Linked DNA regions of Mus musculus: region 2 is linked to region 1. A link is a loop called in an ENCODE intact Hi-C map of the cell type or tissue named here. Cell type or tissue: gastrocnemius. All regions are shown on one strand. Each heading gives the region's core, and the rest is flanking DNA. Links, peaks and the distances in the headings are about the cores only. Region 1 has its middle 63 kb from the start of Gm35023. Region 2 overlaps Lyplal1 (lysophospholipase-like 1).

Region 1 (4,398 bases), core at 137-4,136:
TTCACATACATACAGAAGGGGGTGGACATTCATACACACACACACACACATATCACATAAAAACACACCACACTCACAATAACATAAAATGGAAACGAATGAATGGATGAATGAATGAATGAATGAATGAAAAATGGTGTTTGTGTATGTTTTCCCCATTGCCTTTCCAAATAAGAAACTAGAAAGGTAAGTCATTTAATTGAGTTCTGATGGTTCAACAGCTCGTGTGCTGTACACTTTATCAACCACCAATTAATAAGTTAATTTAAAGACAACTGACAGGGCCCTAGGTGGCTGAAAACAACCCATACTGTAACTAAGTCTAGAAATCACCAATCTACACTTCACTTCATACTGGAAATTAAGTGTTCTTAAATCACTATCAAGCAGGAATTGTAAGAAGAGACTTTGGTAATTGTGGGGAAAGAAATGAGAAGGGCGAGGGAGGAAAACATACGTGAAGAACAGAAAAAGTTTTTGAATGAGAAGGTAGGTTCTTAGTTCCACAATTCCAGAGGCCTCAGTCTTCCTCAAAAACTGTGTGTGTGTGTGTGGTGTGTGTGTGGTGTGTGTGTGTGTGTGTAAAACCATGCACATATTATCATCATGGTTTCTTAAGGTCTCATTCTGTGGCCCAGGCTAATCTGGAACTCACTGTATAGCCCATAGTGGCCTCAAATTCAAAGCAATCCTCCTGCCTCAGGCCCCCAAATGCTAGGATTACAAACAAAAGCCACCACACTTGGGGAAATCCTGAACATATTTTTGACAGTATTTTGCAGCTATGCTTGGGAAGGTGAGGTTTGTCTTTGGGTTGTTTTCACACTTAGATTATAAACGTTCCTCATACATTTTCTTAAGCCTCAAACAACTCAAATATAAGAATTGCCACCCTACAAATGAAGAAACACATGCCTGGGAGATTAAACAATAAATGGGAAAGCAGAGCTCCTCAGTGCACATCTCTGAATCCCAACACCAGGGCATCCCTGTCTTCTTCTACCCTCTCAGGAGTGACTGGCCACACCACCTGGGAGGCCCGGGAGCTTGACTCTGGCTGGTCCTAGGCCAACTACGAGTTTTGTTCTAAATCCTCCACTGATTCAGCCAGAACTCTGGTTACTCTACAAGAGAGCATCCTTTCTGTGTGTGCTCTGTGTGTGTGAGAGCGTGTGTGCGTGCGTGCGTGTGTGTGTGTGTGTGTGTGTGTGTGCGCGAGTGTGCATGTGCGTGTGCGTGTGCGTGTGTGTGTGTGTGTGTGTGTGTGTGTGTATGCACGACTATGCATGTTCATTCACCCGTGTGAATGTGAGCACATGTGTGCCCATCACAAAAGGGAAGGTCAGAGGACAACCAAGCTGGTGTTGATTCTTATGTTCTAAGCATCTGGGACAGAGCCTCCCCAGGCAAGCTGGCCTTTGAGCATCAGCGATCCTCCTGTCTGTACTTCCCAGGAAGGAACAACGCTGGGACTGCACAAGTTTGAACTACATCATCTCCCCAGCCTGGGAGTTCCTTGAATATGCTAACAGACATATTTTTTTGAACTCAGAAGTCTAGTTATAAAGAACAGCCAGAGGCTTACAATCACCTGAGTCTTGTTGCTTAGAGTATTCAGGCTTAATGATCACTCAGATCTGAATGCTACACAGTATCTCCCCGGCTGGGGCAGCCCAGGGCCCAAATTGAACTTTAGGGTGGGATGAAAGTTAGGAGGCTGCTGAAGAGAAGGGGATGTTTGCCAGGACAGCTGTGGAATGACTGGCGTGGAAAATAACAGTATGTGGTCTAAGTTCCTTGAGTTCTCTGAAAGAAAGAGCAATTTTAAAACTCGGTTCCTCAGCTGCATGTCTCTGGTGCTCTGGCGTCCTGTGTTCTCTGGCTGCGGCTCTGTCATTTTTCCTTTCCTACATTTTAAGAGGAGGAAGAAAAGGACTGGGATACAGGGGATGGCCCCTCATTCGGGTTTGTATGAATAGCACAAATGGGGATTGAGATATTTTTAAAAAGAAACAGAAACAGACATAAAGTTGGGTGAGGGGTGGCATTATGGAGGTTGGTGAATCTGGGATGAGTTAAAGGAAGAATGGTGAGTGAATATAATCAATATGTATTCTATAAAATTCTCAAAGAATTAATAAATTTTTAAAAGTTGGTTTAGCAGGCCCTTAGCCTTCCCGCAGTGCCTAGTCTTCGAGCGCCCCCTGCCGTTCACCTCCAGTACTCGGCCTTTTCTCTGAGCGCACCTCTTTTCAGCCTCTAGTTATAAAGGTTACCCGGCTACCAAGGCATACACTGTGCTGCTGGGTGTACAACAGGCTTGGAAAATAGCAAAATTAAGTTGATAAAAGTTGTTTCCTGTAGGAGTGTCTCGGAATTCAAGTGGAATGTGGTTCACTAGAAGGTTTAAATAAACCTTCCTTCTTAAACATCTACTTTATCATGAGAACGGCACTGTTTATTCCGCCGGCGATATCTCGTGTCGAAATCTAAACAGTATTTCTTCTCTAATGGAAGCGAGACAGAAAGCCTTGCCAATCAAACAGGCAAGAGAAGCCGGCATCAGACAGCTGGTCTCTGTTTTCAGGGATAAAATTCACATTCATTCACCCAGGCTGGCTCAAAATTTGGAGACAAAGCCGGGAGAAGTCAGAGCTGCAGGAGAAAGTTGCCTTGGTGATTCTTCGATTCTCTCCTTTCTCTCTTCTTAAAGACAAAAAAAGAGAGCGGGGAGGGGAGAATCCCATAGAATCTAAAAGACACAGCAAACAAAAAAATAAAGCAAACTGAGCCCTGAATATATCTGACAATGAATATATTCCCAGTCATTTGTGGATCGTTTAGTTTGGAAGGAAGGTTTCACGCTGTAAGTTGGTCATGAATTTGAACTCACTGTGTAGTTAGTGTGTTTGTGTGTGTGTGTGTGTGTGTATGTGTGTGCATGTGTGCGCGCGCAAGTGCATTCGCTTGCATACACGTGTACACTCTTGTGTGCACATATAGGTGTAGTGTGGGTGACTTTGTGTACCAGTGGGTGCAGGTGTGTAAGCTTATGTGCACCTGTCATAAGGGGCCTATGATCCCTCTGGAGCTGGAGCGAACATAGGTTGTAATTCGACTATTTATGGGTGCTGGGAACTGAACCCCAGGTCCTCTGCAAGAGCAATAAGCACTCTTAACCCCTAAGCCATTTCCTGGAGTCCTGATTTTTTAACTTCTGCCCATGCCTAAGTCCTGCTATAATTTCTCATTTGCTTAGCACTAAGAAGAATTTACAGATATATCCAAGTGGCAGCTGGTTTTGACATTGGTGCCTCCCGGATATTCAACTGACCTGCTGTGTTTCAGAGAACCTGGCCACCCTCAGGACCCTGCATTTCAGATTTCCTTAGAAGTATTCAGAAGTCCCTGATCACCTTCTGGCTGCCATCCCTCAAGGGGTGGCAGGCGTTGCTCAGAGATACTCCAGCCCGGTGACTAATGATGTTTTAAGCAAGTCTCTATTAGCCGTAAGGACAAACAAAAGAGCATTCCTGTCTCCTGTCTCCCGAGCCAAGTACCAAGGCTTTGCTGAAAGGAGATATCTGACTGTGGAGGATGCCCAGTGATGGGGCTTTTCCCATCATAGTGGAATCCAGTGAGGATTACAAACTCATTTTTATAGCATTCCAGTTTCTCTTATAAACAACGTCTTTTTTAAAAGAATGATAATTTTTTAAAGAAGACAAAGGTGTCGGGGCAGACTGAGCACCGGATATGTTTACCAGTGGATCTGTTCAATTACATTTGGGAGTGGTTTTGCGACCGGGCCCCATGTAGCCTAGGCTACCCCCAAACTTACTATACAGCTGAGGCTGGCTTTGATTTCTTGACCCTCCTGCCTCTGTTTCCCAAGAGCCAAGACTGTAAGCATGTGCCCCACGCCCGGCTCTGGCTCCGTCCTCATCCCTTCCTTTTGTCTACCTAAAGTCTGCACATCACCAACAATCTCGTCCAAAAAATCTCTCTTGCGTGTGCCTCGCTACATCACCATTTTCCATTGCCACAAAGCAATGCGGGGCAGGTTTCATCTGGAACCCCCTTCCTGTTCTTCTGTACTTGGGAATGGCCTTGGTCTAAAGCACTATAAAAAGAAATATTACTCATCCTACTAACATTTGTTTATTTATCTGTATTATGGAGAGATTTCCTTCCACTGGACACTCACAATAGTGTCTGAACCAACAGAAAAGAGAACATGCGTGTCCCTAAGACCCTTTTTTCCTTTGGGAGTGGTGGGTTGAAATGTTGCTTACTTAACTCCCAAGACATTCAACTATCCAATCTAAGAAATCCAAAACATCTAGACATCTCAGATGAGTAAAGTGTTCCTGCTTTGGAAGATAGTCATAGAAGGAA
Region 2 (4,398 bases), core at 143-4,142, 420 kb before region 1:
ACTCTGTATTGAATACTTTCTCTGTCTGAAATCATCAAATATACAAACCTGCAAAAATTTCTTTTTCTCTAATATATACAAATGCCAGGTGGGATGTGTAGAATGTTGGCTGTCCAAAACGGTATGGTTGCACAGTGTACAAACTTGTAACAGCTGTAGTGCATGATGAAATTATAAATATTCCAATTATAACGTAAACACCTCCATCATGTGCTAAATAGCATCAACATGCACTCAGCAATCTTCCAGAGACTAGATTAAAGAACAGTTTTAGTACTGTAACATTCCTTGGCACTCACTCATTGAAGCCATCAAGGTGCTGAGCTGTTCAGTTAGTTACCAGCATCCTATAATGCAGTGGATAAGATCCCTTCTGTGTCTTGCCTTTGGTTTCTACTTTAGTTTAAGAACTGGTATGGCATCAAACCCAGCATCACCACCTTTCTAATCCTGAGGATTCTTGTCTGTGTTCTTCCGTGTTTCTGTGCTTGGTGCTAAGTATAGATATCTCTACTAGAGGTAACCATGGACAAGCAGGAAGCCTGGGAAGGGAACAGGGGAGGAGATGCTACCCAACCTGCAATCTTAGGAAACAGCAAGGAGAAGTCATGGATCCCATCATTCTGCCATCAGCTTGGTCTCCCTTAATCCCTACCATTGTGGCAGGAAATTTTCTCAGTACCTAAAGGGACAAACAGATAAATAAAGCAAGCTCTGTATCACAGATTTCTTCCTCTAAGTTACTTAAAGAAATAACTAATCCTACTGGGCTGCGACGAGGGAAGTACTAACTATAAAATGGACCCCTTGTTCTTTCTGTGTAACAATGGCTAGGGTTCTGACCTACGAGATGATGTGTGTAATGGGACTGTGTCTCTGAGATTATAGTTTCAACCTTTGACACTTTGTAAAGAATACTGTTTGAGATCTGATGCAGATAAGGAAAGGCCCATCCTTTCCTTGTGTCATTTTGATTGATGACATTTTATTGTGTTGAACTTAGCTAAAAGCAGGTCCTTATATTGTATGTGATCTGCTACCTCTCCTTGGGAGTCGTCGATCTTGTATTGGAATGGTATTTAGACTTTTTATGCCCAAGTTGTTAATAAAAATGTAAGTGTTAGAGTAGTAACCTTTCTCAGAAACTCTAATGGGTTAGACTGAAGTCAAACACTCTAATGCAGAAGTATTGTTTGAGAAATGAGTGGAAGATGTGGGGCAGGTAGTATGGAGGCAAAAATAGATCTTAGTGGTTAAGAACATCTTCTTCCTAGAAAAATAACCTTCTGTCTTATCTTAAAGCATGGAAAGGATTTGGTAAACAAGGGAGAAACCTGTTCCATTCCCAAGAAACAGTGCGGCATGCATCCCAGGACTTAGCGTCACCAAGTGATACACAGAGAACAGGTGATATGATGGAATGCTGACTGCAGAGGGATGTCAGCCATGATGGGGTATTCACTACAGAGGGATGTCAACCATGATGTGATGTTCACACAGAGAGATGTCAGCTTGATGGGGTGTTCACTACAGAGGGATGCCAACCACAGTGTGGAGATGACAAGTGCAGGTTTCTAGGACATCAGGAAGGATATAACCAGATAAGGAGATTCATGGACCAATGAACTGACACCATGACATTGAAAAGACAGAGACATAATGGTTCCAAAGAAGGTTACAGCCGACTGTGGAACAGGCTATGAAGATTTCATTTTCCAAGTTTTATGCAAAGGGCATGCATTACTGTCTTAACAGGCAACATTAATAAGCTTCTGCTGTAAAGGAAAAGGTAGGTAAAGCTTTGCTGGGGGCACACATCTGATACACAGGTAAGCCAGTACAGGAATTGTCTCTGGAGATATTCACTAATCCTCATCATTTGAAATGAGAATGTAAAACAGTGTATAGTTTGTTTGTTTTTAACATATCTATAATCACAGGAGTCTATAAAGGTTATGATAAAACTTAGAAGAAACACAAGCATACAATTATGAACTTTCCAGTTACTTTCTGAAGGTTGACCAGATGTGTTCAGCAGGAGCAGCTCTACCTCCTATACTGCAGGAGAGCAGCCTGCCTTCTGGGGTTCTTGCTCATTCACTGTGAGTGCCATGTGTAAAATAGAAGCACATTTCATAGCCAGGCCATACCTCTCGGGCTTCCGTCATGGACTTCTGTATATTTTTATTTAAGAAGAGAAATCAAAATGGAGAGTGAGAGGCTCCAGTGTGCCCTGTTATGCTGGGCAATCAAGAGATGATGGTAACTCTTCAGCTTAGCACATAGCAGCCATCATACACCACTCCTGTTTGTATGGAAAATATTCATAAGCCTTTCTCCCATATGCAGCTGTCCAGCTTGAGCCTTGCAGTGAGGAGATTAGGGTATAGTTGTGTTCATTCCACCAGTGAGGGGATAAAAATTCAGAGATTATGAGCAGCACAGAGGGAGCCTAGAACCCAAGCCCCTTAATTTAGTCAAGAACTTTCTACCATGATTAGAATCTGTTTGTGGCCACTAGGTGGTGATAACTTTTTAAGAGAACATATTATAATTTAGGTTCAATTTTGATCCAGGATGTATAGAACCCGACTCTTACCAGAATTGTGATTCTATAAGTGTATGATCAAAATTTTACAGTATGGTGGAGAATGTACTTACAGGACCACATGTATGTCACATGGGTGATCTATATACTCATCATGAATGGCACAGTGAAATAATTATGGTCCAGTCATAAAACTGCATATTATGAAGCCATTAAATTCACCATCTATACATAGAAGTCACTCAACAAGTATTCATCAAATTATGAAATTAGATCTTAACTTTCATAGGTTTCATAATCCCACACAAAGACTCCTCATGTTATGGATCCACAGGAGATAAAGCAGGGTACAATGTGGAGGGCGTTCAACTGTTAAAATAAAAATTGAAAACCTACTGGGTACTAAGAATCTCAGTATTGGTTTCCTTTATTTGCTTTATCTATGGAGGAAGCACATTGCAGAGTGAATTGTAATTACTATGTTAACATTATAATAGGATTTAAAATATAGGATTTTTTTGTTTGTTTGTTTGTTTTCGAGACAGGGTTTCTCTGTATAGCCCACACTGTCCTGGAACTCACTTTGTAGACCAGGCTGGCCTGGAACTCAGAAATCCACCTGCCTCCGCCTCCCGAGTGCTGGGAAAAATATAGGATTTTAAATTGAATTATAACAGGGGCATCTGGAATCCACAGGATGCAGCTTAGCAACACAATTTTCTGAACCCCCAAGCCCTCCCTGGGGCAAACATATTGAATGATAATATTGTTCATGCTATACAAGTGCAAATAGATGTATTTTTGCTAATTAAAAACAACTCAGGATTCCTTTAGCAACACTTACCAGGCCTTTAAAGGCTTGGTTGGGACTGTTGTCCTAGCACTTGTCTGTGGAAGAGTGGAAATATCATAACTTGCAAGCTTTGTAGGATGAAATGCAGAAATAGACACAGTAACTGTGAGGTGTCTGTTCCCAGAACGTTTGAGCCTTTCCTGACATTCAAAGAATTCTAGAGTGCCATGTAAATGAAATAGAGGGACTGGGATTTTTATTACCTTAAACAAAAATCTGTTCCCTTGATAGCAAACTTCATTGTTTTGTCCTTAGGAATTTGCTTTGAGATAGAACATGTTAATTTTCCCAGTATAGAGTCTTTTATAGATTGTTTCTGTTTAATTTTATACAAAGAGTTTATAAAGCCAAGTTTATTATTTTTAACATGTTTTATTCAACTTGTTAATCTTAAATATATGTTAAATTGTTACCTCTTAGTACTTTAAATACTTCACCAGCAACTATAAATGCCCACTATAACCATTACCTACAATGAATTTACTATTTTCTATTTACCTACTGAATAGCATATTGTAGGCTGGAACTTAGACTCCTAGATGGAAAATTGACTCAAATGACTGGTCCTTTGTGTTCAGTTTCTTCTTTGAGAGAAAATATACAAAGTTCCTTTTCACAGTGCCCCATGCTAAAGGTGACAGTGTTGTCAAAGCCAGCAAGTAGGGAACTATGATGACCTCACTGGACTGTAAATGGGTTAGGGACTTTTCAATCTGCACACGTTCTCCATTGTGAGAAATAGAAACACGCTCTCCGTTGTGATATATAGAAATATGTTCTCCATTGTGAGATATAGAAATATGTTCTCCATTGTGAGATATAGAAACACGTTCTCCATTGTGAGATATAGAAATATGTTCTCCATTGTGAGATATAGAAACACGTTCTCCATTGTGAGATAGAAACACGTTCTCCGTTGTGTGATATAGAAATATGTTCTCCATTGTGAGATATAGAAATATGTTCTCCATTGTGAGATATAGAAACACGTTCTCCA

Evidence for each region. A loop is a pair of places that touch in the nucleus more often than their neighbours do. Peaks named below come from ENCODE experiments on the same cell type or tissue, not always from the same donor. Only the 100,000 strongest peaks of a DNase experiment are listed, where the experiment ranks them.
Region 2: a loop joins it to region 1, with 2.3 times the contacts of the local background. A loop is called at or near these places in 5 of 42 quality-filtered maps.

What each region holds. Positions count from the first base shown.
Region 1 is chr1:185,679,904-185,684,301 of GRCm38, reverse strand. No RefSeq gene overlaps it. Among named protein-coding and RNA genes, the nearest start is that of Gm35023, 63 kb to the right of the region's middle. In gastrocnemius, for the core only: a CTCF peak has its summit at 2,199 (motif pointing left); a DNase peak (open chromatin) is centred at 2,206; H3K4me3 peaks cover 380 bases; H3K27ac peaks cover 1,256 bases.
Region 2 is chr1:186,095,189-186,099,586 of GRCm38, reverse strand. The region is part of intron 3 of Lyplal1 (lysophospholipase-like 1); the gene reads left to right. Among named protein-coding and RNA genes, the nearest start is that of Lyplal1, 20 kb to the left of the region's middle. In gastrocnemius, for the core only: a CTCF peak has its summit at 2,513 (motif pointing right); no DNase peak of the experiment used is centred there.